Linked DNA regions of Homo sapiens: region 2 is linked to region 1. Evidence: read pairs that join two places in POLR2A ChIA-PET (ENCODE). Cell type or tissue: A673. All regions are shown on one strand. Links, peaks and the distances in the headings refer to the core of each region. The heading gives the core; the rest is flanking DNA.

Region 1 (2,811 bases), core at 218-2,717:
AATTTAATCCCCCTTCTGGTTTTCTTCCTATAACATCCTTATGACATAGATACTATTCTCATCATCTCTATTTTACAGGTGAGGAGACCGAGGCAAGAGAGGTTAAGTAACTTGCCTAAAGTCACAAAGCTGGTGAGTGACACAGTTGGGTGTGAAGCCAGGGAGTCTGACTCCTGAGTCCATGTTCTTCTCTCTCCACCATATCACTCTGCAGGGTCAAGAAGGAATGACAGACAGGGAACTCTGAAATGTTCACAAAGAAGGCTGAACCTCCAATCAGTGCCCGAGGCCATAGAGCAGAGGACATTTAGGTTAGGCTACCATGCTTTATCTTCCTTTAATTTAAATTGAGGAGAAATACCACCATTAAGCCATTCGTGGGAGAAGGAGGCGCAGCCACAGGGCTGTGGAGTCAGTAGCTACAGCTTGGATCATCATGAAGCTCTCTGAACCCTTGACCCACATTTTCTCCCTTACATCCTACTCATTAGAGGAGACACAGCTAAGGTACTGTTCAGTGGTTCACATGCCCCAGCCTGGAGCCCGTTAGAGAAGGGGAAGCTGCTGCTGTCCTCCTTGGAGGCTCTCCCTGAGCACCTGCTTTCCACGGAATGCTCAGGAAAGAAAAAAGTCACAGGGTTGAAATGTGTACCGAATGTGTCAAGTTTGGCTGAAACAAGCTGATAAAGAATATTTAAGGAGAGCTTTATTTTTAGAAGCAACGCTTCTTTCTTTTTTTTTTTTTTTTTTTTTTAGAGAGAGACAGGATCGCACTCTGTTGCCCAGGCTGGCTGGAGTGCAGTGGTGCGATCATCGCTCACTGCAGCCCTGAACTCCTAGGCTCAAGCAGTCCTCCTGCCTCAGCCTCCCAAGTAGCTAGGACCACAGGCGTGCACCACTACGCCCGGCTAGCACTCCTTTCTTTAGTCCACTGTTGGTGTTGGTTTTTAACTAGGCCCCCACTAGGTATTGCTGTTCCTGCCTATAATTAGCACCTCTTTTCTCTCACACACAGAAAAGTCTGTCTTAAACATATTGTGAGCTTCAGAGCATGTTAAAGAAAGTTGTCTGTCGCTTAGTAGCATGGAAAGATGACGTTGCCAGCATGCAGGGAACGCTTTGCACCAAGAATCCCGGAGTGAATCGAATAATATTCCAGATTCTATGAATCAGAGCTGAATCATGTTTAAGTGTATGCTGCGTTTTGAGGGATTCCCTTCTGCCCCCCCAGCCCCCTGGGGTGAAAAGCACTGCTTTTCCTGTGTAAAGAAAAAACGTTCACACCCAGACCAGTGAAATGTTTTTGTGGCCACGTTGTGAACGCACTGAGTGTTTGTTGTGGCCCAACTAAGACAACTTTATAGATTAATGAAGAGTGATGTATCCTTTCTTCCGAACAGAACATTTAGTTCTCGCTCTGCCTGTCTGACCCCAAGCAAGTCTGTCTGGCCCCATCCCTCATTCCCCGCCCCCATCTGCACCACCCTCTTGTAAATCTCTTAGTACATTTTTGTGATCGCCGTCCAGTCTGTTCCTAGGCATTAAGGACTCTCTGAGCTTTGTGAAAGTAGGTTACCGTTCATCTGGTTTCTTGGAAGAAATGTGCATGTGTAAGGGTAGCTTTTCACATAAAAGACCAAAACCACGAAATCCAGGAAGCCAAGAATGAATGGGCCCAGGTGACTTGCCTTTCTTAACTCTTACAGAAAGCGAAGCTCCTTCAGGGCTAAGAAAGGCATTGCTGTGTAGAGGACGGAGCCAGACGAAGCCTGGGGGAGGCAGAACTGGGTTCAAGCCTCAGCATTATGTTTTACCAGCTTTTGACCTCGGCCAAATGACTTAACTTTTCTGAATCACAATTCCCATCTGTAAAATAAGGATAATAAAGCCTGGCTTGTAGGCTTATTGAAAGAATTACAAATATAGGATATAAAGTGCCTAGCACGTGGTATGTGATTGATGGTAGCTGTTGTTATTGCTGCAATTGTTGTCTTCATATCATTGTTACCACCTCTACAAGTAGCTCTTGTATGTGGAGGGAACAGAGGAGAACTTAACTGCTGTTGCCTCCCATGCTCATAAGACATAGCTTTGACCTTCAAGACTACCTGCATTCCTTACCAATAGCAGCTAAAATTGCTCCTAAAACAACAAAAGTAAATATAAACATTGCAGCCACATAGAGATGAACACAAAGAAGGAAGTGTTCCTCATTCCAGCAGGAGATCCCTTAGCTGAGTGAATTCTTTTTCCCCTCCTTCCACCGATAAATATTGACAGGCACCCACCGAGGATGTGCAGAGCTCAGGCGTGGCTGAGGGGACCCAAGTTGAATCAGACATGGATTCTGTCTTCAAGAAGCTTACCATCTGCCAGGAAAGATGAAAAATGAAAGATAAGTGTGGCGAAAGTGAGGCAGAAAATGGTTAGATCGTAAGAGAAAGATCACTGAAGGGCTCTGGAACTTGGAAGGAAAAAGTAATTTTAGCTGGAGTTGGGACATGGGAGTTTTATGGAAGAGGCAGCCCAGCCCAGCAGCATCACTGTTAGGGACACAGATTCTGGGGTTTGAACCTTGGCTTTACTACTTATTTGTTGTGGCTTCTTGTGCAAGCTAGGTCCCATCTCCATGCTTCTGCTTCCTCATCTTTGAAATCTGGATAATAATAGTACCTAGGGGTGTTGTAAGGATTAAGTGAGATATGGAAAGTGCTTAGAACAGCACCTAGTGAGTGCAATGGGAGTGATTGTTAAATGAGTTTGTCAAAGGACAGGTATAGATTTGGCCTTCAAGGAGAGGTGGGCAGTGTT
Region 2 (2,811 bases), core at 75-2,574, 150 kb before region 1:
ATTGCTTTAACCCGGGAGGCAGAGGTTATAGTGAGCCAAGATCACGCCATTGCACTCCAGCCTGGGCAACAAGAATGAAACTCCATCTCAAAAAAAAAAAAAGTTCCGTTGTCCCATAAATCATATTAGTCTGCCTCTTTTTTCTTTTGAGAGACGAAATCTTGCTCTGTTGCCCAGGCTGGAGTCCAGTGGCACGATCTCGGCTCACTGCAACCTCTGCCTTCCGGGTTCAAGCCAGTCTCCTGCCTCAGCTTCCCAAGTAGCTGGGTCTACAGGTCCACGCCACCATGCCCAGCTAATTTTTGTATTTTTATTAATGACAGGGTTTCACTATGTTTTGGCCAGGCTGGTCTCGAACTCCTGACCTCAAGTGATCCTCCCACCTTGGCCTCCCAAAGTGCTGGGATTACAGGCATGAGCCACCACACCCGGCCAATAGTCTGCCTCTTGAATATATATTTCTTTTTCACATTTAAAAAAATTCAATAAGTTCATCATGTGTTTGCTGTTAAATTAAGTATAATTTATCTATAATCTCCATACTCCTTTGGTGTTATCAACAGTATTAACAATAGAACTCTTTGTTTTCAAGAATGTGTTGATTCAGCCAGCTGAACAATACCTAGTCCTTCCTTGATATCTGAGGGGGATTGATTCTAGGATACCCACCCCCCATATTCTAGGATGCTTAAGTCCCTTATATAACATTACATAGTATTTGCATATAACCTACACACGTCCTTCTGTACACTTCAAATTATCTCTAGATTACTTACACCTAATGTAAATGCTGTGTAAACAGTTGTTATACTGTATTGGTTTTGAATTTGTAGTATTTTTTATTGTTATTTTTTATTCTTCCCCCTCGTCCCCAAATATTTTTGATGTGCACTTGGTTCATACAGAGGGCCAACTGTTTTGCAGTTCTGTGGGATCTCTAAAATAACGTAAATTGAGAAATTTAACCTCTTTCTGACACTTAATGCTAAAAGGAATCGCTAATGAAGCACAACAGATTTTACACATAACATAAAGTTTCAACATTTGTTAAAATAATATTTTATTTTTTACCTTTTTTTAGGTTTGGTTGGGATGTTCCAGTAATTCTGAGAAATTCAGAAGAGACCCAGTTCAGCACAAGAGTTTTCAAAAAGCAAATGAGACAAGTCAAGAATCCTTTTGGCTTAGAGATCACTAATCCATCTTCAGCTTCAATTACAAGTTGGTGGCTGTTTTCCAAAGATTTTCTCTCATTGTTTGCCCTCTTTTTTTAGCCCTTTTATTTTCTTTCTCTATTTCTTTCCCTTCATTAGACTTTTAACAAACATTTGTTGGGCAACTATGTTGTTCCAGGTGCTGTACTGTATATGACAGATACAAAGATTAAGAAGTTACAAACTTTACTCCTGAAGAATTTATCACCTAGTAAACAGAGGTAGATGTGTATACAAAGGAGTAGAATGAAGTATTACAGGTGTTAATAGTGAAGTCTCTTAGGACACTATGCCATTTTTATTGGTCTGTAGTAAAGTGAGAAATGATGTGTTATGTCTAAATACAGTTAACGTAAGGTTGCTAACCTTTTGAGGAACAATTGCCTTTTTATTTTTTTTGAGACAGATTCTTACTCTGTCATCCAGGCTGGAGTGCAATGGCACAATCTCGGCTCACTACAGCCTCCACCTCCCGGGTTCAAGCGATTCTCCTGCCTCAGCCTCCCAAGTCACTGAGATTACAGGCATGCACCACCACACCTGGCTAATTTTTGTTTTTTTAGTAGAGACAGTGTTTCACCATGTTGACCAGGCTGGTCTCAAACTCCTGACCTCAGATGATCCACCCACCTCAGCCTCCCAAAGTGCTGGGATTACAGGTGTGAGCCACTGCGCGCGGCCAGAATGATTGTCATTTAATCTGAAACTATGGTATTTTGGTATAAATTATTTTGATATAACATGTTCTTTTGTAGATGGTAGGTAATAGATGGCAGTTGTTTGCTTTTGTACTTGCTTGGAAAAATAAGTTGTCTGCAGGACCATATAGGAACCATTAGAATTGTAAAGAAAGAGATGCTTAAATTTGTTAAGGTGAAGAGGCATATTCAGGAAAGCCTTCATAAAAAAGAATATGCTGAGTCTCTCTTACTTTTTTTTTCTTTATTCCTTCCTCCTTTTTTTTTTTTGAGTAGAATCTTGGAAGATAGGTGTTTACTTCGTGGATGAGAAATGGAGTGATACATTAAAGAAACAGTAGTTATGGCTAAAGCATAGGATGGGACAGGTAACAGAGGAGTCTAAGAAGACTCAGGTTCTTCCTATGGGTCCTCCATAGCCAGATCCTGTTAGAAAAATGAGGAGTACAGAAAGAATAGCAAGTTTCCAAAGAAAGGCAATGAATTCAATTTTGAACTTTTGGACTTTGAAATTCTTTCGTGACAGTTCAATAGAAATAAAGAGTAGGCAGTCCTAGATACAGTTCTGTAGCTTTTTTTCTGGGCCGAGACCCTGTCCCTTCTATACTTGCTTACATTTCTGGTTTCTTGAAAACAAATAAGCCAGATCTTTCTCTGCTTTTCATCCTAGTCTAGCTACTGCCGTATTTCTCTTCTTCCCCTCACAGCCAGCTTCTTAGAAGCTGTTTGCATTTTCCTTCTCTTAGCCTGCTTCATTTTTACTCCTCAGTGCAGTGCAGTCTGACTTTTCCCTGTATCCCTTTACTGAAATGGCTTTCTCTGAGGTCACTAATTACGACTTCTGCCCTGCACTTTTGACCCCCAGCAGTCATCAAATCCAGTGGGAGCCTTTCAGGGCT

The links. ChIA-PET counts read pairs that join two places held together with the same protein. Peaks named below come from ENCODE experiments on the same cell type or tissue, not always from the same donor. Only the 100,000 strongest peaks of a DNase experiment are listed, where the experiment ranks them.
Region 2: POLR2A ChIA-PET joins it to region 1 with 10 read pairs; 2 of 35 experiments call an interaction of 5 or more read pairs at or near these places.

What each region holds. Positions count from the first base shown.
Region 1 is chr14:54,668,714-54,671,524 of GRCh38, forward strand. All of the region lies in intron 2 of SAMD4A (sterile alpha motif domain containing 4A), which reads left to right. Among named protein-coding and RNA genes, the nearest start is that of SAMD4A-AS1, 18 kb to the right of the region's middle. In A673, for the core only: no CTCF peak of the experiment used is centred there; a DNase peak (open chromatin) is centred at 1,208.
Region 2 is chr14:54,521,373-54,524,183 of GRCh38, forward strand. CGRRF1 (cell growth regulator with ring finger domain 1) reads left to right here. Exons shown (of 6, transcript NM_006568.3): 2 at 1,082-1,221. Among named protein-coding and RNA genes, the nearest start is that of CGRRF1, 13 kb to the left of the region's middle. In A673, for the core only: no CTCF peak of the experiment used is centred there; no DNase peak of the experiment used is centred there.